2 separate regions of the Homo sapiens genome follow, and region 1 is linked to region 2. A link is a loop called in an ENCODE intact Hi-C map of the cell type or tissue named here. Cell type or tissue: heart right ventricle. All regions are shown on one strand. Each heading gives the region's core, and the rest is flanking DNA. Links, peaks and the distances in the headings are about the cores only.

What was found. Peaks named below come from ENCODE experiments on the same cell type or tissue, not always from the same donor. Only the 100,000 strongest peaks of a DNase experiment are listed, where the experiment ranks them.
Region 1: a loop joins it to region 2, with 2.8 times the contacts of the local background. A loop is called at or near these places in 6 of 110 quality-filtered maps.

What each region holds. Positions count from the first base shown.
Region 1 is chr10:62,451,550-62,466,839 of GRCh38, forward strand. It overlaps a transcript of ZNF365 not described here. Among named protein-coding and RNA genes, the nearest start is that of ZNF365, 85 kb to the left of the region's middle. RefSeq lists enhancers at 5,928-5,977, 13,255-13,756. In heart right ventricle, for the core only: no CTCF peak of the experiment used is centred there; DNase peaks (open chromatin) are centred at 3,339, 3,672, 5,116 and 5,331; H3K27ac peaks cover 3,958 bases; H3K27me3 peaks cover 268 bases.
Region 2 is chr10:62,572,815-62,587,658 of GRCh38, forward strand. No RefSeq gene overlaps it. Among named protein-coding and RNA genes, the nearest start is that of ZNF365, 210 kb to the left of the region's middle. In heart right ventricle, for the core only: no CTCF peak of the experiment used is centred there; DNase peaks (open chromatin) are centred at 10,117 and 12,787; H3K27ac peaks cover 5,855 bases.

The sequences.
Region 1 (15,290 bases), core at 1-8,000, 130 kb before region 2:
GGAGAGCTTTGAGACTTAGATGACTTGAAAGTTTAAAATATTTTACCTTAGTTGTGACTTCTTCATCAGAAAGTCAAATCCCAGGAGAAAGAGCTTTCCTTGCCATGCAGGGGCTTGGCTACAGTTCACTAGTGGTTACCGACATTCCCTCTCTGGCCCCACCCAGCTCAATAATGCCCATCATTGTTTCCAAAAGGGCTTCCCCTGTGTCTGGTGCAGACCTGTAGAGGCAGCTCCACAGCAGCATCCAGCTGACGCCACAGCCTCCTCAGAGCTGGAGCATGCTTCCCAACCACCAACATTCCAAACTGGAGGATTGTCATGGGTAATGTGACAAGGAATTTTTTCCTGCTTCTGAATTCAGGATGGATATTAAATAATAAAAATAATACTTACCCAAAGCCCCCAAGGTTTGTTTGTAGGATCTTCACCACATACTTGTCAGAGAGACAGGATAAGAACCATTACTATTCCTATATTACCAGTGCAGAAACTGAATTTCGGGGAAGTTGTGATTCCCGAAGGTCTATCTAGGAGTTTAACTTAGATCTTTCTATGCCAAGAACAGTGTTTCTTCATTGCTGCATCACATTACCTGTGCCATGAAACAAATTTAGAGTAGAAGGAAGTTAATTAAGAAAGCTGGGTGTGGATTTCAGGGTGAAGATGGAAATACTATTATTATTAGTGACTCTAGGATGTGGATCTAAATTGTCAGCCTCTCCAGTGATGGCCAGGCATGGTCAGAACAGAGAGGAAAGGCCATTTCTGTATCAGGAATCAAGGAAATTGATGGGAAAGAAAAATGCTGACCCCTCTAGGAAAATTAACCACCCCCAGAATAATGACCGCACATTTTATGGTTAACTGGAGAACAGATCGTGTTCTCTAGAATCTTACACTGACCAAGGTTGAAAGAATCTTGAAGAGAATTTCTTGTTTCTCAAAGTGGAGTACACAGCAGTCTCTTGGGGTCCTTGAAGCTACATATTAAGTTATTGCACATCTATCTCCCTGGAGCAACAATTCTATCTGATAAAAATGAAAAAACAAAACTCATGTTACTATATTAAAAACCCCAACATCTTATGGAGAAGAAGGCAGTTTTGGCCTGAATCTGAGAGGAGGAAAAACTGCATGCCTGCAATGGATCTCTTTAGATCAATACACCCCAGGGTCCTAACTCTAGGAATAAGTTTTTATTCTCTTGTATCTTTGGGCTATTTCTGTGAAAAGTTTGAAAAGCACTGGTCATGTTAGTAGACAAGTAGAAATGAAGATATTAAATTATTCTCCTATGGTCACAGAAGGACTGGGCAGGCCCAAGGTCCCTTGAATCCTTCCTACTGCCACCTTCATTGTTCCATAAATATATTCTTTGCTGTGGAAAGGTTTGTAAAATGTAAGTGTATCTTCCTGGCTTAGGGAGATTTATTGGTAACATTTTTTTAAATAATAAAAATATTCAGTGTTTGTGAAACACTGAATTAGAAAAAACAAATAATGAAATAGAAATTTATCCAGCCTATTTGGTAGAATAGCTGGAATACAAGTACTAAAAAACTTGGAGTTTGTACATCTTTAAAAAATTTTTTAAATAAATTGATGAGGTACAAATTTAATTTTATTACATCCATAGATTTTGTAGTGGTAAAGTCAGGGCTTTTAGGGTATCCATCACCAAATAACGCACATTGTGCCCATTAAGTAATTTCTTACCATCCACATCCCTTTCACTCTCTCACCCTTATGAGTCGCCAGTGCCTATCATTCCCCACTCAATGTCCACGTGGACACATTATTTAGTTCCCACTTATAAGACAGAACAGGCTGTATTTGTCTTTCTGTTTCTGAGTTGTTTCACTTAAAATAATGGCCTCCAGTTCCATTCAAGCTGCAAAAGAGTGATGTCATTCTTTTTAATTGCTGCATAGTATTCCATTGTATATATGTACCACATTTTCCTTATCCAATCATCTGTTGATGGATGGACACTTAGATTAATTCCGTATCTTTGCTATTGTGAATAGTGCTTCAATAAATATGTGGGTGTAGGTACTTTTTTTAATATGTTGATTTCTTTTCCTTTGGGTAGATACCCAGCAGTGGGATTGCTGGATCAAATGGTAGTTCTATTTTTAGTTCTTTGAGAAACTGTACTCTTTGACAAAGAAATTCTACTTCTATAGATTTTTTTCTCCAAGGAAATAAATATGAAAGTATGTAGCCATAAAGATGTTCATTTCAAGATTGTTGAAAATAGTGAAAACTTGGAAACAATTTAAATGTCTAATATTTGGGATATGATTTAAGTAAGTTGTAATACATCTTTACCATAGAACACCATTGTAGCCTCACACCCCATTTAAATGATGCTGTGAAGGTTAAAAGAGTACGGATTCTAAAACTTGATTTCTTGGGTTTGCAGCCTGATTGTGAACTTACTACCTGTTAGATATTGGTAAAGTTTCTTAAATTGCCAGTGCCTCAGTTTCTTTTTTCATTTTTTCCTTTTTAAACGTATACCTTGCTGTTCATGTACAACTCAGTGTCTCAGCTTCTTCATGAAGATAATGATGTAGCATTACACCTTCCTCATAGGGAACTTACCAGGTACTTATCAAATATTAGCTATTGGTAGATAAGCAGTTACCAAGCAGGAAAGTCATGTATTACTTCTTATTAAATACAAATCATTGGTTAACAAAAGTCTGTACAATATGACAATGTATTGTATTTTAAAAGATCCTTTTAGAAGGTCTAGACCAGTAATTCCCAAACTGTGTGCCAAGGAATCCTGGGGCACTATGGTGAATTCACAGCAACACCCATCCCAATATATTCTAAAATTTCTAGGGAAACACAGTGACACCTTTGGACACTGGGAACTACATACTACCATTAAGGTGTTTGGACTAAACTACATAATAAACATAATTTATTTTGGTCTAAAATGCTAGACAAATTTACGGAAACACTGAGAGTGCCATGAACCAAGAAAGCTTGAGAACCTCTAATCTAGCTTGTGGACATATACCAAGGTGTTGATGTTACTGAGAGGTGGTATTACATGTGCTTCATGTTTTTTTTTCTTTGCTTCTGATTTATCTAGACTTTCTAATTTTCTGCAGTGAACATTTACTATCTTAATTAAAACAATTTCTTCCTGAATCCGTGCAACAACCATTTATTAAGCACTATTTGGTGTCAATTTCTGGGCTGGACACAGGAAGGCAAAGATGCCACACCCTCAAGGAGCGCATACTTGAGGGTGAGTCTGGAATGTAAACAAATAATTGCTGTTCAGTAGAACAGGCTCTGAGACAGTGGTGCTGATTGGAGTGGGAGCTCTGAGCTCTGCTTTTGGAGATTAGTGCAAAGTTAGGCACATCTTGTGGGATAAATGGGACTTCCAACTGGAAATGGAGAAGGGGTAGAAGAATGTTCCTCCTTGTGGTTTGTGGGTGGAGACTTGGATACATTTGGTGGGGGGTTAAAAGACTGGAAAGGCAGGCAAGGTTAGAATAAGAAGGCTTTGGTGGGGCATGCCTTGGACTGGGCAGTTAACTTGTAAAGGACAGAAAAACGCTGACAGGTTTTAAGCAGGGGAGTGTTATAAATGTTGTGCTGTGGAAGGATCACTCTGGCAGCACTGTGGAGACAGCACAGGGAGGCTGGGAGAGAGCTGGACAGGGAAGGGGACCAGCCAGGAGGATTTTGTAATAGCCCAGGAAAGAGGTCATGAAGCCCCAGTTGGCTAACAACAGATTATGTAATGGGCCCCTGTGGACTAAATCAGCAAAAGCAAATGATCCAGATGTAGAACACTGTTCATCTCAAAATATGTTGGTATCTTTAAAAGTAAAAACTTTTTTTTCTGGTGATAAAGATAATACATGTTCAATACAGAAATTTGGAAACTATAGAAATGTACAAAGAAGAAAATGAAAGCATCTATAATCCCATGAACTGGAGCTGAGATATATGTATATGTACATATACTGTATATGAGAGATAAAAATTAAATATTATATTTATATTTAAATACTGATTTATAAATCTCATATATACATAGTTTATTTAAACTATGTGCATATGGTAAAATAAAATTAACTTAGAGAAGGATAGAAAATAAAAAGTAAATATTGAATGTTTACCACATGCTGGGCACAAAATATAAGAACTTACATATATTTGGTTATTTAATTCTCACAGCAACCTTGTGAGAAAGGTCTGCATGTATTCTGCCATTTTACTGATAAGTGAATTGAAGTACAGAAAGATCAATGTGACTTACCCAAGGTTCAGTAACTTGTAAGTATCAGAGCTGGGATTTGAAAGGAAACTAAGCTGTTTTTCCTCCAGGGCCTGTACCATGAAATCGTGATGGGGCAATTTTGAATGATGTATTTAAACTTCTGTTGTTTGATTCATTGACTTTACACAGTGACTCCTGACACTCCACTACAGCGTTGTCCAACTAAACTTGCTGCGGTGATGGTGATGGACAGATTCAATATCTGTTCAATCTAGTACAGTAGCCACTAGCCACATGTAGCTAGCTGTTGAGCACTACAAATGCTGCTACTGTGAACAAGAGGCTGCATTTTAAATTTTAATTAATTTAAATTTAAATGACCAACTGCTGCTAGTGGCCACCCATGGGACACCACAGATCTCCATAAGATAAAAAAAAAAATGAACACCTCATCCCTTGGTCATATTCTCTGTCCCAGTAAAACCAACTTTATTTCTTATTTCAGTCCTTTCCCATGATCATCTCCATAAAACATGCCTATATTTATATTTCTTGATTTACTGAATTGAACATTATGTTGTCCATGCCGTGTAAGATGAGAAATTATTTTGTGTACGCCACTCCCCCACCCCTCTCTTCTCATTTTTATGAATTTATTTCTATCATTGGTTACCTGTATACTTTGGTATTAGTTAAGATTCTTCTGATTGCAAGTTGGATAGAAAAAGCCAAATCCATCTGATTTCAGCAATACAAAAGGAATTTACTGGCTCATATAAACAAGATCAGAGGCAGAACTGGCATTAGACCAGGCTAAATTGAGAGCTCAATGTGAGCGGGACTCGATTTCAGCTCAGCTGTCCTCAGTCTGCACACTTCATCTTCAAGTTCTATGTGGTGACCACAGCTGTAGCTCTGGTTTCATATCCTCTTAGATTCTAGACTAGCAGGAAAGTAAGCATCTGTCTTTCTTGTAATGCTATTTAGCTGTGACCACAATGATGCTCAGTTAAAACACACACACGTGCGCACACATGCACACACACACACACAAACTCAGTGATTACAACAATAAGCATTTACTTAACATGTGTATGTGTGGGTTGGCTGAGGTCAGATGATCTAGATTGGGCTTGTTGGGGGTTCTGCTGATCTTAGTAGGAGCTGCTCACACTTCTGAGCTCAGCTGGGGGTCAGCTAATTTAGGCTGGGCTTGTATGGACAGCTCTGCTGATCTTTCTTACGCTTCTGGGCTAGTGTAGCTCAGCCCTGTTCCATATGTCTCTTATCTTCTTTCCTGAGACCGGTGACCCATCCCAAGCATATTCTCATGGTGATGACAGAGGCACAAGAGTGCAAGACCAGCTGCACAAACATGTGTACCCTATGCTGTGTCATGTCTGCTAACATCTCATTAGCCAAAGAAAGTCACATGACTGTACCCCAAATCAACCGAATGGAGACGTACTCTCCTCCCATGAAAGTGAGAAGGAGGCAGAGAATATTTCTGCACAATAATTTTCTATACCACTTAAGCAGATGGGGTTGGCTTGCTCATTTCAAAACAAGTGATGTGGCCAAGGGCATAGGTTGTACACTTTGGCCTAGACCTAGGTCCCATATTCCATCATGGGTGTAGAATTACATTCACATTTGCCAAAGCATGTGAGCTAAGAGTGGAGAAGGAAGGCTTACTTCAAATGAAGGTTAGGGTTCTGCTAGCTACATATAGGGGAAATGGATGTGAGATGGCAAACCACAGTGACAATTATAACTTTAAACAATAGACTTACAGTTTTATTTCTTGAGTCTTTGGTGTTAGATAGTATCCTTTGACACCACATGTATAACAGTTCTCTTTCATGCCCCATTTCCACTCTGTCAACTCAATCATTCATGCTATTTGTTTATATTTATGAATGAAGGGCTAGGTAATTAACAACGGTGGCTAGGTGTCAGGTGCAGCTCCCTGCCACTGAGTAGGTGTGTCTCCTCAGTAAGCATATCTGAGGTTGGTGGCTGGCTGTGTACATGGGTGGGATGTGTCAACCACAAGCTTCCCTTTAGGATGCAAGTACAGAGAATCATGCAAATGACTTTCTTTTCACCTCAAAACACCAAAAACAGAGGGCTTCACTGTGGAATGCCAAATACCATACAACAAGCCTTAGCTCTCCCAGGGAGACATCTTATTTTCTTAATAGATCAGATCTTGGGGAGGGGACGAAGGTTTCTGAATCCCCTCTTGCTGCTCCATCTGTATGCATGGGAAAAGAGGAGAGAGATGACAAAAGTCAAACGGTGCAACCATTCTCTGGTCAACCTTCTGTTAATCACTTGGTTTTTGCTCCTCTTTCCATTCCTGAGTTCTGAATCTGTTCATGTCCAACGTGAAGATTCCCCAAGGCTTCTTTGGAAAGAACATTCCACCCTTTCTGCAGCCTCCTCCTGAGTATATCTGGGGTGCTGCTTTCTCTGCTCTGTTTCATCTATCCATACTATTCACTGTCTTTCCTTCTTCCAGAAAAGTATCAAAATGTCTGCTGATGGTTTCCTTTTTTGTCTTCAGCATGGTTATGAATTTATTTCCTTAACTGACTCTTCAGCAGAATTTTGAAAAGGAGTGTAGATAAATGCAAGCATCCAGTCCACCATCTTGAACACACACACACACACACACACACACACACATATATATATAATATTGTGTGGGTATATAAATGTGTGTGTATGTGGGTGCATGCACATGTGTTTTTTTTAAAACAACATTAGATTTTGCCAGTTACATTTTTGCTACTGGCTTAATTGAATACCCTTCTAGAAGAGTTTTGAAAGCTGTTTCTTAAAACCACTTGGGGAAAACAGGGATCTTCCTCTCACTTTATTATTATTTTTTAATAATATTAGCTGAGTTTTTGGTCTTTTTTCCTACCTGAATGAACAAACTTCAGAGATGATACGATCTGTTACACAGAAATCTGTTTAAGTTGTACTTAAAAACAAGAAAAGATATGTTGATTCTAACCTCTGGAGGTCAGCATTGGCTTTATCTATATTTTGGTTTTTTGTTGTTATTTGTTTTTAATACTGAACAATCCTAAACCCTACACCCTTATCAAACTAGAGCATTCACTTCAAATCCTGAGAGTAGCTGGTGAAGAATGGGCCTGGAATAAGAGTGGGTAAATGACCCATGAAAGAAATGACTATCTTATGTTGGATCTAAAACCTAACTAGTAAATATTTATTTGTTACTGTTAGTACTATGTATACATTTACTGTATGCCAATAGTATTCAAAATATATGGTTCTACTGAGGATGGCTAAAACACACATAGATGGAGGGAGAGCTTCTGCCTAGTGGGCTTCAAATTGAAAAGATGCACAGCATTGAGATAGACACTTTCCAGGAGAAAACCATGACTCACATGGGGATGACTTCAATGGCATCTGGTTTCCATCTTCTTTGTTTCTTCTCTTGGACTCCATTCAGAGGCACTTCCTTCCAGCTGGATCTTTTAATGGCATAATGTGAAAGCAAGATCCACAGAAGTGGGTTTACAGGAGGGACTTGAAGGAGAAAATGCAGATCATCAGGGGGAGACGATGGAAAATTACACCCAGATGGGAGGGAACAGAGAATGTACACACATCCAGACTAAAATATACCAATTAAAATATTTAGGGAAATGAAGAGTGGTGTATGATTTTTAATATAGGGTAACAAAACTCTGAATGCAATAAAAAGGCAAAGTGATATAGTCCTGATTGCAATTAGCACATTAATGCAATTTCTGTTTCTAGCCTGGGAAAATATGTCAGCTCTCTTTACTTAAATGAATGGAACATGGCACTGCTTGTAGTCTTGCTGTGACTTATTCAGTCTACACACTAGCTCCATTCATGATGGCAGTACCCTTCTTTTCCTTTCAGAGCTGGAAAGGTGCTGGCGAAGCTCGCCTGGTGTGCCAAAATGACCTGGAATTGGAGGTAAAGCCACCACCTGGGTGGGTGGGTTGGGCCTGGTTACAATAACCAGCAGCCCATCTGGGTCCATATGAGAGAGACTGGAAGGGGCGCAGCAGGCCATTGGTTTCTGTATGAAAACACACATTTTCACATTCTCCTTCTCCCAAGTCATCATTAGCAAGGAGGAAAGTCTGTTTCTTCCTTTAAAATGAGGGTCCATTATATTCTGTAGCTTTTCCCCCTATATATGATGTTCCTTTTAACTGAATAGTACCAGATTTGAGTGACTTGCCACTGGTCTTATTCTCTTCTCTACCTCCAAACAGCTCTTGAGAGGGGCCATATCACTGGGAGGTAAGTGGTGATGGCATGGAGGCTGTAACGATGGTTACAGTTCTTCTGTACATTGTGGCAGTCAGACCTGATCCGAACTGACAATAAGTCAAAAAATAATTATTGAGTACTTGTCCAAGTCCCTGCAGAGATATATATTAATGAGTAATTCTTCAGTCCCTCTTTTATGTGCCAGGGATGCATTCAAGACCCGCAGTGGATGCCTGAAGCTGTGGATAGTACTGAACTCTTACATGTTTTTTCTTATAAATACATACCTGTGATAAAGTTTAGTTTATAAATTAGGCACAGGAAGAGATGAACAACAATGGCTAATAATAAAATAGAACAATTACAACAATATAGTGTAATAAAAGTTATGTCAGCGTGGTCTCTCTCTCTCTCTTAAAATACCTTATTGTACTGTATTCATCTATTTTTGGGCCATGGTTGACCATGGGTAACTGAAACCTAGAAAAGCAAAACCTCAGATAAGTGGGGACTACTGTATAGAAAATGGTAATATGAGACAGATTGCTCTAAGCCCTAAGAGAGATACAAATCAGGCTAATGGGAACAATAGAGGTTAATTCTGATGTGGTGTTGGGAGACAGGAGTACATATCAGAAGACAAGAGTTGAAACGACAATGTGGAAATGTATGGGGAGGATTCTTCACTTCATTGGTTTGGCTAAATTCTGGGGCAGCATTGGCTTTACATATAGGCCAGGGGTCCACAAACTCAGATGCCCATAGGAGCCAGACAAGCCCCATATATATGTGAATCTGTCCAGGTGTGAAGCAATCGGGAGTGTTGGAACCTGTGAGAGAAGGAGGGTCACGCCCCCACAGAAAGATCTTCAATTTCATGTTAAAAATTCAAACAATTCATGCTGTTGTCTGCAGATCTTCTCCGTCCTACAAAGACTTCCCTGTGCCTCTACATTCAGACTCAACTCCTCCACCCCAGAGAGAGACCCAAGCTTCCTCTCAAACGCACAATCATATTTCCATAACTAACAGAATCTTCTAGGGCTGATCCTCCCAGAAATATGAGCGAGCAGGCCTTAAAGACAAGTACACATCTCCACTGTGGGAGATGGGATTCTTTAAAGGGCAGTTTAATCAGCTTTCGCAGGGCGTTCTATCACACGTGGGCCAAGAGCCTAGCGCTGGAGGAGCTGGTAAAGCTGGCTGAGTCTCCTGTGATTTTTCCAGGACTGCCCCCAGTCGGAGGGGGAGGAGGAGAGCTTCAACCAGAGCAGCTGTTTCACAGGTTGAGCTCCTGAGTAAAATCTTGTCTGAACAGGGAAAGGCCTCTGAGCATAGTTATGACACAGATGGGGAAACTCCATCCCTGCTCTTCAGATGGGGGCTTGGGTGGACGCCCTGCCTGGGCTTTCCTGACCGTGTTCCGCACGGAGCTTTTCCCCTTTGGCACACAGTGTATCCATCCCATCCCCCTCCCATTCCAATAAATACAAGGCCTTGGATGTAGCTGCTCAATAAGGACAACTTAGTAAAGTCACATCAGTCCTGATTAAATTCACAGCTTGCTGTAGAATTTTCCAGAATTGAAGAATGACAATCGCGGACTTCAATGTGCTCCACAAGTAGCAAATAGGATTAAAGAGAAAATAATAAATTCATACATAGTGAAGCTAAAGAACACAAAAGGGAAAAAAATCTTACAAAAAAATTAAATTAGAATTTAATCCCTGCCTAAAATATCTGCATTCTCTCCTTTAATCCCTTCGACAATAAGCAAACCTATCAACTTATATTAAAAATATAGAGGCTTTATATTAAATCAGAATGTTGTAAATTCTGCGGGCAAACAGGAATACTTTGGAATTCTCTCCCCATCCTTTTTTTTTACTACTAGTGATTTTAGACATTTGCAAATAGTCTTTTTTGGTTGTTGTTCCTTCCTTTGGTTTAACTCAGTGATTCTCAAACTCTGGCATGCATCGGAGTACTTTGTATAGGGCTGGACCTCCACCACCCAACCATGTATACAGGGGGAGTTACATGAGATTCTCACCTGATAACCAATTAGATGTTTCAGCCACTACCTCCCCTCCCACACACACACACACAGAGGAGGCTGACTGTGGTGAACTCAACTGTGTTTGCTCTCCTTATGTTTTACACTTTCTCTTCATATCAAATAGGTACTCAGACTTGTTCTTCCTTGCTTAAGGCAATAAAGGAGAAAGCCTAGAGAAAGCTTCTTTAGGCTGGAGAAGAAGAGACTGCCCTGTTGCTCCTGTGAGCTGTGGGAGCCAGGAACCGCTCCATAAGTGTACCCCTCAGAAGGGAGGAGGCTGTGTGTACTCCAAGGGAGGCTAGACCCTAAGGGTGGGTTTTCTCACCTCCTAGAGATCCCTGGCATCCCACATGTGGCCTGAAATAGCAGAGATGAGATCTAAGTGGGCCATGTAGACTGCGACAATTGCTACTTCAGCACTAACCAGTGTAGACAGATGACAAAATACTAGAGTAGTCTTCCCTCAACATTGCATAAGACCCTGTACTCTGTAAGACCCAGACTTTTGCAGAATCCTGGTGTGTGGGGGTGTGAGAGCAGCCCAAGCATGGCTGGATTAAATTTCCTGCCAGCTTGGTGGGCTGGTTACTCAGAATCCAAATTTAATTTGATGTAAGGAAATCTAAAAATTTTATGTTTCTTGAACACATGAATTTATAGACTGAGATTTACACCTATTTCAAATATTGAATGCCTTGCTAATGGGAAAGATTTGCTGACAGCTACAAGGGATCTATCTCTGCCAGCTTGGGATGGATATGTCCCATGAAAATACATTTCTGAAAGGTGAGCTCATGTCAGCAGTGGGAAGCCGTAAAGGTTGAACTATACCAGTAGTTCAGTTTCTCAGTTTTTCCAAGGCCTTGTTGTGGATCATTTAGCTAGTGCCCTGATCTATCCTTGCCAATACTTTTGAGGGTTAAAAAACAAACATCAAAGTGCACACATTGAAAAACAAACCAACAAACAGCTTCACTCTTAAAAATCACTTTATTAGGCTCAAGATGAGCTCCTGCGTGCAAAGCTCTCAACAGCTAGAAACTGTGGGGCAGGCAGCCGCCTACTTCCCATCCAAGTCATGGTGCTTAGGGTTCAACTTGAATGGCTAATTACTGGTCACCTCACCTTCTTGTCAAAGCCAAAAGATTATACTTAATGCACAACTTAAGCCGTCCCCTGGACCTCACTTATTTGGGCTGGCAATCACGTTTTCTGTTCCCCTCCCCACTTACCTTAAGTTTTAGTAATTGCCCTCTGGGCTCAAAAGAGCATCCCACTAAGCCATTGAAATGTTGAAAAGCTCCCTCACATGGGACATGTTTATCTGCACTCAGAAAAAGAGCCGGGACAAATATGTGCGGCTTTGGTACATGACAGGATGCAGATTTCTTGTGAGCAATTTCTTAACTTTCAGCTTAGTAATAACTATAATCAATGCAGTGCCTTTAGAGTTGGTTAGAAGTGTTGTTACACAGTAACTAGAAACTTTAAAGATGGTAAATAAATCATAATGGTGATATTTTCCACAGTGTAAACATAATGCCCAGTATCCCTTTGGGCTTTGCAAAATGCAGGAACACTTGCTCAATCCATCTTTCTAGGAATAAAGAAGAGAAAGCCCCTTTTCTAGCTCTTCTCTAGCCCTTCCTGCTGTGGGATTTCTAGTAGAAGGACTTGCTCAACTCTGGGTAGCTTTTTCAAGGTTGCATCCAATGATCTACTACCAACTAACAGGTCACCCCTCCAACGGATGAGAGACTCAAACTGTGCATTTTGGGATCACTTTAAAACACTGACACCAGCGGGATGTAGGTGTAGTCATCAAAATGGAGCCAGGTGGACATTATCAATAAAAAAACAAAAGTCTTTCAACTCCAATAGGCCTAATATTGAGCCTCACAACCCAGTCTTGAGCAATGAGAGCCTGGATAAGTAAATAACTTAAGAGATAAATACATGTGTAAGCCTCACCTGTAGGGTGAGCATTATAATGACTTTGGGACTCACCATATTCTTTTCTGTGTCAAGTTCCTATGCAATTCATTCTTCCTGCCTTGCTAATTCTTATTCATGCTTACTAGCTCATTGTAAATATGATTTTTCTCCAAAAACTTTCCTGCTATGATCTCCCATATATGTTAGCCCCCACTGCATGGTCTTCCTCTCAAAACACCCCATCCTATTTCTTCACAACACGTAAGAGGATTGTAACTAAATCATTTTCTCTGTAATTTGTCTCCATTGTTGGAATTTAAGATCCAGAGGGGCAAGGAGTGTTTCTTTTGCTTACTGTGGTATCCCAAGCGCCTTGTACACAGCCTTACTCATAGCAGATGTTCAGTAAATAGTTGTTGAATGAATGGATGGTTGCTCTGTCTGTTGAGGTTGGTGTAAGGATTGTGAGGCAATGCCTCTAACAGAATCTGCACATAGAAGCAGTCACATCAATCCATTTTAGCTTTATTCCTCCTTTCTTTCACTGGTGTTTGACAGATATATTCCTTTCCCCATTTTCTTCCACAAACTCCAGATTTTTTATTTCCTGGCAAAGAATAATAATTTTAGAGCTGGGGGTATAGGAGGATTATCACTTTATGGATCCTCATGTTAGGGACACAATACTCGAAGTCATAAGAGAAATTGTTAATTGTCAGAGTCACATAATCTATGTGATGGTGATGGTGATGGTGGCGGTGGCCCATCTGGAGTGGCCACTACAAGGATGCCAGCTATAGCAAGGGAGGCGCAGCCAGAGCTGTGCACTCTGCAGCACCAGCAGGGGCCGGAAGCAGGTGGTGCCAACAGGAGCCCTGCACCCTATCAAGTTGGTGGGATGGGAGCCTGTGCTCCCGGGTGCAGATGCAGCTGCCCAGCCACCCAGCTACAGCTCCAGATCCAAGCATCCCTTTGCTCTCAGGATCCCAGGAAGCCCCCTACCCCTGCAGGCTTGGAAGTGCCTGCTCCTGTTCCCTGGCCTTGTCCTGCTCCCGGAGCCCACTTCAGTGCAGAGCAAAGTTGTAGCTAAGCCTGGGTGCTGTCGCAACCTGGTCAGGTTGCACATGCTTGGAGCAGCGCTGACACACCAGTCGCCTCTCCAACTGCCTTGGCTTCCTCCAGGCTTTGGGCACTGACAAGTGTGAGAGGGAGGCCAGGGTACTGAGGGTGGCTTGGTGCAGGCCTGCAGGTGCCCTTTGATGTGGACAGCCTGGGCGCTGTGGATGGCACGTTGATGGTGGTGGGGGGCAGACAGGTTCCTAGGTGGGAAGGGGTGTGTCCCTAGTGAAAACCCACCTTCAAGCCAGGAATGCTCTGGAGGCTGGGCTGCCAGTTCCAGGTGGAGTCCATGACCCAGAGTGAGAACTCATGGTGTTTTTTCAGGCCCACCCATGGCTTCCCATGGACCAATCAGCATGCACTTTTTGAGCCCATAAAAACCCCAGACTCAGCTAGACTCAGACACTCACTGGGACAACCTGCCTGTGGATAGAGGCTACCCACTTTGGGTCTCCTGAGAGCTGTTCTGCAGCTCAGTAAAGCTCCTCTCTGCCTGGCTCACCCTCCAGTTATCCACATAACCTCATTCTTCCTGGATGTGGGACAAGAACTTGGGACCCACTGAATGATGGGAGTGAAAGGAGCTGTAACACGTTCCTGGCTGGCTTACTGAGCTGCAGGCAGTGACACACTCCCAGACTGTGGAAGTGAAGCATCGCAACCCTTCTTGGGGCCCAGACCCCAGGGTTCCCTGAGCCAGAGCTGTTGTAACACTACAGCCCTCCCATGCTTCACTTGCACCCAGAAGCCACCCCATGGGATGAGAAGCAGCAGTGGGGACAGGCCAGTCCAAGAGCTGTGGACCTGAGTGGGGCAGTGGGACTAACACAGCTGTAACACAAATAGGCTGAAACATATCCACCACTCTGTGCACACCCCTACTCACTGCACTGCGGGCGACAAGAAGGAGAGAAGAGTTGAAGCCCTTCTGGAAGCCCAGACCTTGGGGCTTCCCGAACCTGAGCTGTGACACACTGTAACACCCTCTTTGGGGTTCTGTAGTTCCTGGCATCTCCAAGCTTTCAGGTGCCACTGCATTCCCCTTGTCTGTCCAGACCCTGGTGCCTGCAGTGGCAGTCACTTGGGGCATGCAGCCTCACATGAAGCCAGTGCCTGTGCTGGCACCTGGAGCTGCCCACTCTGCTGCAGCAGCTGGTGTGCCTGGCTGTGCACAGCAGCGAGACCCTGCCCCTGCTCATGCATTCACACACCCCCTGCCACTCTGTGCCTGGCTTGTCCTTAGCAAGTATGGGATCTGGGCCAGTAGCACGGGCCGAGCACAGCCTGCTGGGCTGTGTGGGTGAGACAAGCCCAGCAGGAGTAAGCAAAACCCAAGCAGAGGCACTGCTGGCCATAGAGGTTTCTGGCTGGTGAAATGACACCCTAAGCATTCTGTGACAATGGTGCATTTGGTGCAAGGTCTCTAGCTTCTGCTTCTTTGTCTATAGCTCTAGCCTTTGTATTGCACTCAGTATATACTATAGTTTTTTTTTTTTCTTAATCACCAACATTTGCTAAAACTTTTGCCTAACCAGAGCATTCAACAGGTTACTTGAAATGCTAACCTTATAAGAGTCTGACCTGGCTGAGACTGTTTTTATTTTTTGGGACAGGGTCTCACTCTGT
Region 2 (14,844 bases), core at 6,845-14,844:
AACAAGAGATGTTTACTGAATTGATTGTTGATTGGGTTAAATCACTCATTGATTGGGTTAGGTCACTGATTTTCTATTATCGTGCAATTAAACAAACCCAAAGAGTTATTGACAGGGAGGATGAATAATTATTTCTAACACTAGAATTACTCTGATATGATCAGGCTCCTAAAATTGAAGTGTATGCTTCTTAAACTGTGGAATGGAATCACCTAAGACAGGGATCCCCAACCCCTGGGCCATGGACCGGCACTGGTCTGTGGCCTGTTAGGAACCGGGCCGCACAGCAGGAGGTGAGTGGTGGGTGAGCTAGCATTACCACCTGAGCTCTGCCTCCTGTCATATCAGCGGCGGCATTAGATTTCCATAGGAGCTGGAACCCTATTGTGAACTGCTCGTGGGAGGGATCTGAGTTGTACCCTCCTTATGAGAATCTAACTAATGCCTGATGATCTGAGGTGAGATGTAACAGTTTCATCTTGAAACCATCTCCACTCCAACCCCCGTCCATGGGAAAAGTGTCTTCCGCAAAACCAGTCCCTGATGTCAAAAAGGTTGGGGACTGCTGACCTAAGAGACTTGTGAAAAATGCAGGTACCAGACTCCACCCTAGACCTAGTAGCCTGAATCTCTGGTGACAAGGCAGGCAATCTGCAGTTTTGACATTTTCTCAGGTGACTATTATACCCATCAATGTTTCAGAACCACTGCCTTGGGAAATCCTGGCTCTTACCACACCCAATGCAGAGATCAATCCTAATTCAGAGGTCCATGACCTTATGATAAGGTGTTTCTGATGCGAGGGTAGATACATCTCCCAGGATGAGAACCAAGGTGGGCATGATAAAGCTAGGAAGGAGGTCCTTTTTAATTCCTAGTACTATCTCATACTGACTAGTGAGCTTTTAGAATAAACCACTCATGGACCAATGATTCTGTCCATGCAACTGTTGTTTACTGACATGGATGTGGGCTTTGGCACCAGAGTGGGTGGATTTGATTTGGCTCCCAGAATTATCACATGCTGGCTGTATGACCAGACGCAGGTGAATAAGGGTCTCTGAGTTTCCATTTTTGTTTTCTCTAAAATGAAGATGTAAGAACCCCTTTCACTCACAAGATTATGGTAAAAACTGTGAGAGGCAATGACATATGTAAAAATGTTTTATTAAACCTCAAAATGGTCTCTGTTAATTATTTTCAGTGCATAGACCAACTTAAAAGGTTCACTTCTAGATCATGTGTTTGACAGCTCCCAGCTACTCATGGCTGATAAAGTGGACCCTGAGTGTCAACTTCACCATAGACACAAATGACATCTATGATGTGACTGGGGACAGACCCTGTTACTAGTCATGGAGCACGGTATGAGTAATCACTTGGTCCCTCAGGTGTTCAGCCATAAAATTAGAGTTGAGTTGTCCATTTACGTAGATGAAAATGCGCCATACAGCCCATGCCATGGATAACTATCATGTCCATGTAAGTCACTAACATTGCTCTGCTTTGAAGAGTATTAGAGCTCCTCTTTTGCTAAATGCCAGGGAAAATGTATCATTCAGTTCAGAAGTGGATATTGGGCACTTACGATATGTAAGGAGCTATATGGCTCAGAATAAACACTTTGAAAATTGAAATAAAGAAGGACATCTCATCTGTTGAATTAGAACTGACCATTTGTGATGGCTCAGATGCCGCCTTCTGCTGCAGAACGAGCTAAGGAACTACATTTTGCCTCACTTAGTCACCTTCGTTATTCCTTTCTGCAGGCTCCAGAGTCCCCAGAATTGCACCTGCACAGATAGCCACTCAATATTTGTTGAATTGAATGTATACTTCTTATCCAAAAGATCTTCATCTAAGACACCTTACACTGGTGAATGTGGTGGTTATAATGTAATACTTCTCTTTAAAACTCCAAGTTCCACAGATAGCTTAGACAGAATCTCTTATTTGGATGGGTCCTTGACAATCTAGCATTTTCCAAAATGCATTCCATGGAACACTAATCCTGTGAGATACTCCTTGAAAGGGAGGGTTCCATTGTCAAATAACTTTAGGAAACATTGCCCACCTCCTCTTGGGAGGTCTCAATGCAAAATGGCATATTAAAGCCTCTGAGAAGTCCTGCAGCAATCCCGTATTTTGTTTTTATTTTGAGAACCTGTTTTTAAAATTAATTGTTTTTAATTGACAAATAAAAATTACATATATTTATCATGTCCAACATGTGTTTTGAAATATGTGTAGTTTGTGAAATGGCTAAATTAGGCTAATTAACATATGCATTACCTCACATATTTATCATTTTTCTGTGGTTGTGAGAACTCTTAAAATGTACTCTCAGCAATTTTCAAGAACACAATACATTGTTGTAAACTATACTTGCCATGTTGAATGTTAGATCTCTTGAACCTGTTCCTTCTGTCTCACTGAAATGTTGATCCTTTGACCATCTCCCCAGTCTCCCCTTCCTTACCAGTTGCTGGTCACCTCTATTTGCTCTCTGCTTTTACGAGTTCGACTTCTTTAGATTCCACAAGAAAGTGGTATCGTGTGGTATCTGCCTTTCTGTGCCTGGCTTATTTCACCTAATATAATGTCCTCCAGGTTTGACAGCATGATAATATGTGACACAATTGGGTAAATTTTGCTCTTTCTTGTTATGTCAGCTTCCTACACCTCTGCTGGTGTGACACAGGCTGTGCCTCCTGTAAGGCAGCCATCCCCTTTTAGGCTTTTAGTTGCCACTTTCTGCCTGTGACATGTTTGTCTCTAGACAAACCTAACTCCCTGACTAATCTCATGGTGATACTGTGGCCTCTGGTTGCCCTTCAAGGTAAACATTAAAGGCATTTTTTTTTCTACAAATTAACTCATTTTTGAGTAGTCAATAAGTTCTAATGTTTCAAACATCAAGAGGTAAGAAAAGGTGTTCAAAGAGAAGTTTCCTTCCCACCTACCCCAGGTGTTCAGTTCCCACTTTTTATCACCAACACCACTAGAAGTAATTACTGCTTTTAATTTCTTCTTTAACCTTCCAGGCTTAGGCATATCCGTGCTGATATATATCACACACACATAAGTGGTGTCCATTCTCATTTACAGAAATAGTGCTTATTATATACATTTTTTTAAGAACAATAATTGTCATCGGCCTAAAAGATGTAAATTTCACAAAATTAGATTCTATTTCCTTAATTTCCTCATATGCAGAAATGAATAAAGATTTAAAAATATGTTTGTGGAAGGCTTTGAGCTTTGAGGTCTTGCATTTGGCAAACCAAGGTCTCCTATAGGACGAGAGGCCCCCAGCAGGACTAGTGGTATGTGTCAAGTTCTTGGATGAGCAAACCAAAGCACAAGGCCTCCTTTCAACCTTGCCATGGTAGAGGCATGGAGAGACCTCTGTGACTCCTCAATGCTTCACTGCTGATATGAAATATGCATTCTGCAAAAGCAAGCTTTAAACATAAAATAAGCCAGGTGCAGTGGCTCAGCACTGTAATCTCAGCACTTTGGGAGGAGGTCAGGAGTTTCAGACCAGCCTGGACAACATAGCAAGACCCCATTTCTAAAAAAAAAAAATTAAGAAATTGGCCACATGCAGTGGTGCACACCTGTAGTCCCAGCTACTTGGGAGGCTGAGGTGGAAGAATTGCTTGAGTCTGGGAGTTCAAGGCTGCAGTGATGGCACCATTGCACACCAGCGTGGTGGATGACAGAGCCACGAGACTCTGACTCTAAAAAAAAAACAAAAAAACCGGCTGGGCATGGTGGGCTCATGTCTGTAATCCCAGCAGTTTGGGAGGATGAGGCCGGTGGATCACTTGAGGTCAAGACTTCGAGACCAGCCTGGCCAACATGGTGAAACCCCGTCTCTACTAAAAATACAAAAGTTAGCCGTGCGCGATGGCAGGCACCTGTAATCCCAGCTACACAGGAGGCTGAGGCAGGAGAATCACTTGAACCTGGAAGGCGGAGGTTGCAGTAAGCAGAGATGGGCCATAGAGTGAGACTGAATCAAGAAGAACCCAAAAAACAAAAAAACCCCAAAACCCATACAATACAAAAGCATATTTGCCAAATAGAAAATGTCAGTGTCATTAGAAAGCTAATAAGTAGGAGCCTAGGGAGAGGGAAAAGATAGCTACAGATGTCGCACTGAGTGAAACTTTCTCAGCAACTGCTGCTTTTTTTCAATTTTAATACCACGGAAGCAGAGACTTTGACCTATCGTCAAGGCAGGATTGCAGAATGGTTCCGGGGATTTAAAGTCAGTCAGGATTGTTTTCATGTCTCAACTGTGCCACTTACTTTTTGTGTGCCCTTGGGCAAGTTACCTAATCTCTCTGTGCCTCAGTCTCATCAACTGTAAAACGGAAGCAATAGGAATACCTACCTCACTGGACTATTGTGAAGGTTATGGGAGATGGTGCTTATAAGGAGCCTAGCCAAGAACTTGACTCACATGGGTTAATATGTACTGAACAGAGGTAATTTTTAAGGGGATTTTGTTAGCCCATGCAAGTAACAATTCATTCGCTTGAAAGTTCAGACCGAGAGCAGATTGTTGAGTTTTTGGTTGTTGTTGATATTTGAGCTCTTCTTTTGCTACTGCCTTAGAAGGTCCTAATTCATCCAGTATATTTGGAGCTAATTGTATTCATTGCTAAACAACAATTTCAGTTCCAATGGGTGACAGAATCAAATTCTTTCACATTATCTTAGTCCCTGGAAATGGGTTAGTGGACCAGAGTCATCTTGTTAATTCGCAGAAATGGCCGAGAGAGGGATCCATTCCAAATCTTATCCATTAACTCCATGGAAACCGGACTGAATCCATGTTCTTTACATAGAGTGGAAATGATACTTGGGAAGTTCCACAGTCTGAAATCCAGCTCTATAATAAGAACCATGTTGCTGATGTCAGCAGCTAGGAAGCTGCAGGGTATTGAAAGTCTTTGGGACTCCAGCATCCACTCATATTTATAGCAATGTTGCTTTTTTACCCTTGAAATGACACATCGTCTTAGAATTTTAAAGAGTGTTTCAAATCTGAGCTGGCTGAGCCCATTTGCAAGCCCATGGAGGAGCTGTGCTATTGAAGAAGTAGCTGTCACCTTACAAATGAGGAATAGAGTTACATCAGAAACTACTCATCCACAAATTTCTTTAGAAGTAGGATCTTCAGACAGTTCTCAGACACTGGAGGAAGTCTAAGTCTTTGGAACCCACCACAGTATAAGTGAAGGAGACAAATTCTTTCACGTGTGGCCAGTGAAATAACAGCTAACTGAACTTGACAACATTTCAAAACATTCCCAGGAAATATGCAAGATATGGATGAGTAGCTACTAAATGTAGGTATACATGTCTCATTTTACATCCTTTGAGATAAATAGTATGAAAAAATAGTACTTAATATCTTTTTGGATGATTCTGTTCTGGAATCACCTAAATGACATGAAAATTGTCATCTGTTATGAATGAGAATAATAACCTCACGAAGTAATTTTTATCCTAAATTCAGATTCTGTCTGCTTTTCCCTCCCCTCTCTTTCCACATGCTGTAATGGGATAAATGATGTTTTCAATTAGGGAGGGATGGGAAAAATTAAGAAGCTTTAGGAAAAGTATATCCTGAATTTCCAAAAGCTGTCTAGGTCAGTCGAGAGTCTAGTCAGAAAGTGTATTCATCCTGCCTGGATATTTCCATTGACGGCGGAAGCGAGGCAGGGACAGCTGAAGATGATTACACTTGTGACCCTTTCCCAGGGAGATCCTAAAGTTGAAGGTACTTTGGAGGCTCGCAGCTTGTTACCATTTTGCCTTTATTTCTCTGTGTAAGCAGTCATGCTGAATGAATTTGTGATGCACTTAATAAACACTTGGGGGAATGATTTCTTGCTTCCTCGAGCCATGTTTTTAAATCTGGTCTACACCACCCTTCAAAATATGAAAGAAAAAAATATCCTTCATAAACCAAATGACTGTTTTTCTCAACATGGGTGAAGATTGTTTTCATTCTGTATGTGTTATGGAAAAGAATATGCAGGAGCAGGATGGCCACTAAATTCGGAGTCAGCCCTACCTGTAGGTGAGTGGGGGGTGGTTTGAGAAGTATAATAAAGTCTAGAAATGTAAGGTCATATTATTCCTTCTCTGTTTGGTGAGCCCATCAGACTCCATAATAGTCCTCGACTGGTGTCCCAAGAACACTGCTCCACAACTGAGAAAATACACTATCCAATCTCCTCAAGACTTGCTCAACTTAGACATGCATTCTTTCTCTTTCAAAACTTGTTGTGTAAAACTATATAATGACTGCATACTCTCTCTTACAAAAAACAAAACAGGGAACTTATATTCTGCTTATATTGAAGCTGAATGATTTGCTTCTCCCAGTCAGCTGAGCTCCTTCACTCAGGTGGGCTTCAGCCAACTTGGCCTGTATGCTCTTCAGGTGAAATGCCCAGATGGCTCAAATAACCAGCTTCAACCAGTTATCCCATGGTTTTGCATGCAGAGGCTTCACCTTAAGTAAATCCTATAGCATATTAGTTATAAAATTTTATTGATTTTTAGCAGAAAAATTTCTGAGAACACAATTTTAGTTTTCATAGAAGGGCAATGTGCAATGTTTTCCCAATGTTCTGTGTAATGCAGCTTAATCTAGATTATTCTGTTGACAGAGTATATTGTATGTAAAAGGAAGATAGGTTCAAGTTCAAGTTCAGAGTTGTTGGTTTTACAGTAGTATTCTATTATGTATTTATATGCTTCTAAATATCACTAATCTTAGAGCAAACCAATTGTTTAAGGATACTATAGCATTGCCAAATAGCCAAACAATGTTTCACTATCGGCTATAGCATCTGAACTTTCCTCCAGAAATTCACATACTTATTTTACTTAAGACAATGAGAAGGAAAAATTAGAATGTTCCAAAATCATAAGACTCCTTTTGTGGGGAATGCATTGCTGACTGTGTCTGCAATAAGACATTTGCAGACCTGGCTTTCCTGTGAAGGGAATTTTATTGGCTTCACAGATACCTGTGTCAGTGCTGCAGGAGAACATCATACAACATGCATGCTTCATGTGGCCATTTAAGCTTTATTTAAATAATCACAGTGAGGTGTTTTCAATTTAGCAACTGTAAAATGTATTACATATTTCCAGTTAGATAGGTTTTGGTTTTGAAAGATGCTTAATTCGTCTCCTAGAACTTATCACTTTAGGCTTTGCTTTCCTTTATCTCTCTTCTATTACTAAGAACTCTTTTATTTCCTTCTATCTGGGATCTTTTTTCTCCTATTACGGCTTTCCCTTTTACCTCCCTGTTAGCCTAGTTGTTCACTAGAATATTCCTCCAGTGTAGTTTTGTCCTAGTTGTACAGTATAGAGTAGCAGGGATGGTGGTGATATTAGTTGTACATAACAAAGAATAATTTGTAATAATAACATTAGGTTGGCGCCCTTACTTTAATGGCAAAACCTGCAATTATGTTTGCACCAACCGAATAATAGTAACAATAGCCCCCGTAGTGGAAATAGCTTGTATTTGTCTTCTAGGGACNAATAGGAAAGCAAATACAAGCTATTTCCACTACAGGGGCTATTACCCCATTTGGAGACTTGACATTCCCTTACTCTTAACCTACATGGACCCCAAACCCAGTCCTGACCAACTAGAGCATTCCATCCCCTGGCCACAGTGACTAATTCAGGGCTGGAAGTGTGATGCAAACAGGCAATGAAGCCCCATTCCAGGATCTTCAGAAAACTCTTGGGATCTCTTTCTCCTGTGGTTGCTCAGCTGGGAAGATGTCTCACCATTCATCTTGCCATCTCATGGGGATGGTCTGCCTGAAAATGAAACCAATCAGAGACTACAGAGCCAAGACTACAGAGCCAAGTGATTAGAGAGAACCCATAGTGAAGACCATGGATGAGCTCCTGGCCCAGATGCTGGGCCTTTTTTGCTTAAGTTAAGTTGAACTGGCTTCTGTCACTTGCCACTAGAGGAAACCTCACTGATAAAGAGTTAACTGTGTCATTTATTGAGCACTGCTTGTGTGCCAGGCACCAGAATAAGTATGTTAACAGACATAGTCTCATTTAATCCACACAACAGACCTGTATTTGCTGCAATTGTGCAGATGAGGAGACGGGGATTTGAAGAGGTTAAGTAATTCTGAGGCTATCCAGCTTGTACGGAACACTAGAGCCTCTGCACTGGTAATATTGATAAGGTTGAATTTAGCAACATGGGCTTGGGACATTAACTCAGAAATATTCAGGCTAGAGGGATGCCATTGGCTAGTCACTAGGGCCCTGAAAGCATCAATTTAGGCATCCTGGAGCATCCATCGTCTTTGTGGAGCTGGTTTTGGCAGAGCCGGCCATAGATGAAATCAAAGCCAGGCAGGATTTTGCTTATGTAGCCATGGGGCCAGTTAGATCCTGGAATTCTCCATGGGGAACAAGAGTGAGGACAGTCAGTTCCAAGACTTCTGTGAAAAGACAGTATGTATATCAGGCTACAAATAGTTCCTTCACTCCTGAGAGAATTAAGGGACCTCCTTAGGGTCTTGAGCTAAGCCCAAATTGAGTTAAATAACTGGCGAGAAGATGAGGCAGAGGTTCACCCTAGAGTCCATCCCAGCCAGCATTTGTGGCTTGCAATTGATTTGTCATGGTCTGGCCCAGGGCGAGGTGAGGTCATTGTTGTGAAGGTAAAAAATGATCCAAATGCATTCACCATGCCAGGCCTGGGCCTACTCGCCCTCATATCTATTCCTTGCCCTTCCTCTGCTCTGCCTTGCTGTGGGGCTGACCCCTGCAGGCTGCCTTCCCCAGGTTCCTGTGTGAGATGGCTTCTGCCTGGTGCAGTCAACAACAGGCACTGGTGAGGCATTGGCAGTGGGGAGTGAGGGTAAGTTTGGGTGTTTCTCCCTCTCATTCTCTGCCTCAAACTCATTCTCCAGCAACAGCTGGGTCTCCTCCATAGCTCCAGATTCCACAGATCAGACCCACCTTGGTTCCACCTCTGCCTCCTCACCCCAGCCTCAGTGCCTCTGGAAATGCTGCTTTCAACCTAGGAGCTATGGAGGGCCTCCTGCTGGTGCTCATCTCCGGGTCATTGGATTGTCCTTCCTTGGCATCTCAGCTCTTCTATCACCTCTGTAACTAATTTCTGTTGGAAATGCTTGTAGCATTTCTTGTTTTCTTGGTTTGCCAAAGGCTCAAAATGCAACCCCTTCTTGAGAGCAGCAACCCTACCTTTGAGCACGCTCCTGTAGTAGGTGCTTAAAAATAAGTAGGTTGCTTAGTTGGTTGATGGAACTTCTTGCCAGCCTAACCCATCCATTCGTATGTTCTGCTTTCACAGAACTGCTCAGTGGAATCAGAGATCCTGTTTTCAGCCTTCTTTTAGTGGGCTGGTCCTTTTGACTTCCTACTTACTCCTTTGCAGGCTGGTAGGAGCTGAGCAATAGGAGTCTTTCCTGAAAATCTTTCCATCTTCTCAGTAATCATATTAAGTATCTGATTTTGTGTAGGCTGGCCAGAGAAAACATACTTCCCTTTCCACTGAAGGCAAGGCATCTCATCATGACTCCTTGCTGCAATTGCTTTTTTTTTTTAATTTAAGAGACAAGTCTGATTTACACTGAAAATGGTGGTTGTGGTTTATGGACTTAGCATACTAATTCCCATTTAATGCAGCAAACTTCAGGGGTAGGTTTTCATCTGAATGGAGATGAGTCACCGTATTCTTCAACCATATATTGAAAAATACCCACCGTTAGTTAAAAAACATTTCTTTTAAGCCATTTCTTCAGAGTAAAGTCAACTTGAATTCCTTGTTTGTGTGCCTGAGAGGGTCAGGAAATTCATCTTTAGCCTCAGCCTTACACATCTGCCCACCCTAGCCTCCAGAACTCCACATTTCCTATCCAAATCTTTCTTGTTGGTTTATTTGAACATCCCTCAGGAAGGAACCCAGAAGGTTCCACTTGGGCATGTGGGGTCATCGGCGCAGCTGACTCGAGTTGGCTGAGCCAACAGTGCTACTTTGGTGGAGTGTTTTGTTGGCTGGATCATCTGCAACGGGGGTTGGCCAGCGCGGGAGAACTTGGGAGTGTCCACAGGAAGTGGATATTTCCTGACCAGCTCATCCCCTGCTGACTCTCCAGCATTTTCTTGTCTACAACTAAAACGTTTTGCCTTGTATGTTCCTGCCCAAGGCCTCTTGAGACAGTGGGTGGTTTTTTTTTCTTTTATTTTTCAACTTGTGCCAAATGTGTCAGGAGTTAAGTCCATAATGCATATATCTTGGCCCCACTCTTTTAGGAATGTGGCCTCTCTGTTTCTGACACATGCTGCTGCAGAGTAACCATATGTGTCTGAAAGCTCAACCCTTTAAACAATTTTGGCTTGGTGCTTCTGTAGAAATGACAGCCTCATTAAGAAGACAGTGATGAGATAGGCCTGATAAACTCTCCCCTTCCTGTGACCTAAATAAGAATACAAAGAGAGTGAGAGCCATCTAGATTGGATGTCCAAGAAGAGGAGTAAAAGGCAGCACCCTTTAGTCTCTTGCTTAGTACCCAGCACTGGTTTCCACTTCACTTCAGACTAGGCTGTCTAGATGGGGCCATGGGGCCACTACATCTGTCTAAAGAGGTTGTGCACTGCTCAGGAAGCACCATTCCCATGAACTCTGATGTTATACGGTGTGCAATCCACCCAACTGTGCATGGTGGCCTTGTTGTGAAAGTGAGACTTCCCTGGTTATCCTTGCTACATGTAGACCTAAAAGGTCTTCTCTCTCCAGCTTTCTCTTTGTGCAAACTTTTTCTTGACTTAAAAAAAGAGGGAGTGAGTCTTACCTCAGAAAGCTTTTATGAGACTGAATGAGCTGGCAAAAAAGGGACTTGTATTACTTGGGAAAAAAGTCTTCTCCAAAGACAATGTAGTATTATTTTTTAAAGTTGGCACTAACAAAATTACTCCCTGGGAATGAAAAATTTACCCATATGAGCTGAACTAACTTATTCCATGTGCTGGGATGACCACAGATATTAGCAAGGCCTAATGCGGCCTGGGGTCCCCAACAAAGAAGCTGACTTCAAATCAACCATGCTTTGGAAAGTTAGGGATTGTAAGTAGCCTTCAAATTATTATTACTACTTCTCTGTACTAATACAGTTCTTGAGTCAAGAATTGTAACATTCATTATTCTTTGAGTCATCCTCATCAGGAAAAAGAGGAAGCACTGGGGAAAATACTGTAGATTACAAGGGAAGATTGTCTTCAAGTTTCAGGTGGATTCAAAGAGAAGGGAAGGAGGAGCAGCTCAAAGAAAAGGAAACTCATGGAACCAGTGATGAAGCCAGAGATGGTTTTTCTGGGGAGGGGCAACCAGATTGGGCTTGAAGGGGGCAGGGTCTGAGAGCTTAGAAACAGACCCGATGGACGTGAGAAATTGCACAGACAAGGAAAAAGTTTGTTACATTAGTAGGATAAACAGTTGATTGGAATGGAGACTGTGCATTTGGGGAATGAGAGATAGTGGACTGGTGAGGTAGAATCATGATAGACCACAGACCACAGACCACAGAGGGCTATGAAAGCACTCTGGGGCCTGCCCAGTGCTCAGAACCCATGGAATGCAAACTTTCCATGGCCTTCAAACCAAGTATGTGGGGAAAACCCTGTTCTTTCACCCAGGTCACAGCCTTAGAGAATCTAAAACTTTTTTTCCCTGCACAGTCTGGTGCTTCTCTCTCTATATATAATTTCCCATGTGGGAACACACACTGCTTTGCCAAATAAATAGTCCCTTCCTATTCAGACTGGAATTTGTTTTCGAAAATATGTTTGTCTCCCAGCAAAGAAAACAAATAGACCATCCTAAGACTGGCATCCTTCAAATTAGGAACCAAAGCAAGTGGTTGTAAAGCAAAGTATTTGTCATTGATAATTCGCACTGACAGCAAAGTTTGTTTTTTTAAAGCTTAAGTCTTGAAACTCTTTTCAAGTGGTATTAAACATTTAGTCTGGACACAGACTTCCCCAAGACACAGGGGTTAATTTTCTGAATCATCACCTGACTCGGGAACTAGCCAGTGCACCATCAGTAGCCATTAGGCATTGACTTCATCATGACCAATCTATCTTGGAGCTGGACAGAAGCTCAGTTAACAAGACTTCCTTTTTTTAAATGCAATTTAGCAATTACCTTTCTTCTTTCACTTGAACTTTCTCTTTGAATCTTATTCCAATCCCAGCATATTGAAGTTATTCTTCTAAACTAACAAACGCAAACACAAATGAACCTAATAGCAAATCCCTTCCAAAGATGTTAGGAAACCAAGATTTTCTCCAACTCATGACTCCAGAAAGAGAGGAAGAGCGAATACAGCAAGCTGGAGAAATCACCCTCATGGAAGCCAGGAGATAGGGGGTCGATGCTACACAGACGAAAATAGTGCATAAGTGGCATTGGCTGGAAGAGAGAAAAGCCCACTAGGAGATAAGGCAATGAAGTTCAGAGAGGTGGGTCACAATCAGAGGGACAGAACCTAATGAATAGTCTTATCTTCCTGGAGATGAAACAGCTGTAGCCTTTGGGAAGGGAATGACATAGGAAAATGAGTGTCTGAGAAAACTTATTCCCAGAGAAGTGGGGAAGTTCAGGCTATGACTTCAAGAATTGGAGAGATTTCGAAGCCAGTATAACTGGGGATTAACCAAGGGCTCAAATCCAGTACTTGACAGCAAGCCAGACTGCGAAAGGCTCCTAACATTATCTAAAGGTCTCACAGCATTTTAGAACTAGAATGACCATACTGGAAAAAACTGTTCCACGGTATCAGTCAGCATTTGGGATTGCTTTATCCAATGTAAGTGATGGGACATTCACATCAGAGAAGCATATGTCTTCTCCCTGCCTCCCCCCAAAACTCTTCTTCTCTATCTTCCTGATGTCATATCCTGGCATCCTAACAGGGGTGGGGGGATTATATAACTGTCTGAAGTAGTGCAGAACATGAAACAATAAATAAGCTATGTAAATTGTAAAACATGAGTCATGATTCTCTTTGTTCTCTATCTTTATAAATGTATTTTTTTAATTACATATTTTTTCCTCATCATAGATGTCTAAAACCAAACCAAACCAAACAAACAAACAAAAAAATCTAAGTGCCCTCTCATGGAGAAACCTATTTTATTACATCAGATTATGCCTAGGCAACTGCTATTGAAATTACAGTGAACATTTTTTGAGAGTCCATTGTGTGTCAGGCACTCAAAACTACCTACTTCTATCCTTATTTTAGAGATGAGAAAACCAAAAATAGAGAGGTTAAGTGATTTATCCATCATTGCCCAGTTAGTAATTGTCAGAGCCAAGATTTGAATTTTCGGCTACTTGTATCCAAAGTCCATTCTTTTACCCATTACACTGTACCTTCTCTTGAGTCTTCCCTGAGAAGAGAACTCTCAAGGGACTCAGCTAAAGCAAGCCTGAAGTTGGCCACCCACCCTACTACCTGCCACTCTCCTGGCTGACACTCCTGTGTTACAAATGGAAACTTTCTACAAGTCTCTAGGTGTTACTAGGCTCTTTCTCTCCTCTGCTCACATCCTAGTCTTTAAAGAAAAAATCTTAAAGCTCCTAGGCCCAACCTACAACCCACTCTTGATAAGTAAAGAAAGATTAAAATATAAAATAGCAGCAGGGCCTAGGGAAGCCTGAAAAACTATTTGTACTCGTAATAACTCTGTAAAAGATCTATGTCCATGCCATTTTGAGGCACAAAGAATGAAACCAAAACTTTGATAGATATATAGATGACGAAATGGGCTGAGGTTAATCCCGAAATTAGGCATTTAAAAATCTTATGGGAGAAGTATTCTTCTGAGCCACTAGTCCTCAATCATGTATTTTAAGTACTTTCTTCCCTCCAAAGATTAGAGTTAATTTCTGGGGATAAATATATTGTTTAAATCAGACCTGTGCTATGTGATAGAGGTACAGTGACAAAAACAACATGCCCTTTACGAGCTTACAGATTGATTAAAGAAGAGAATGCAAGAATATAAAAGGTCGGCTCTAAGGTTTGCTTGAAAATAAATATTTTTATCAAATCATAAAATGATATGATCATTTCAATAGGTATAGGGAAAATATTCAATAAAAATTTATATCCATTTATATAAGAAACAAAATAAGAAATAACTCTTGAGAAACAGGAATGAAAAGAAACTTGCCTTATTTATAAGAAACAGCTACCAAATCCATCAAAAATCATATTTAATTCTGAAATTTTATAGACATTCTTATTTAGCTTAGCAATAAGAAAAGAATGCCTCCTACCACAGCTGCTCTTCAACATTGACTTAGCAGTCTTAACCAACACAAGAAAGTAAAAAAAGAAGTTGTAAAAGCAATGATAAGATTTGAAAGAAAGAGATTAACTGTCATTATTTATAGCCTATTTGATAATTTACATTAAAAAGTTGAATCAATGGACAAACTTTTGTAAATAATAAAAGAGTTCAGCAAGGTAATGGAATACAAAACCAAAACGAAAATTTAATAATAGTATTCAGCAGTTGTAAAGCAAGCACTTCATGCATTTCAAAGCACTCACGGATGTTTTCTCATTTACAAAAGCTCACAAAAATCCTGTGAGTTTAATACACCATCATCATTATCAGCAGCAGCAGTGCATTGACTTCATTTGACAAACGTGTATGCAAATCAGAGAAATTTCGTTTTTCTCTTTTTAAAAGCAGGGGTATCAATTAACACGTGGTGATATTCAA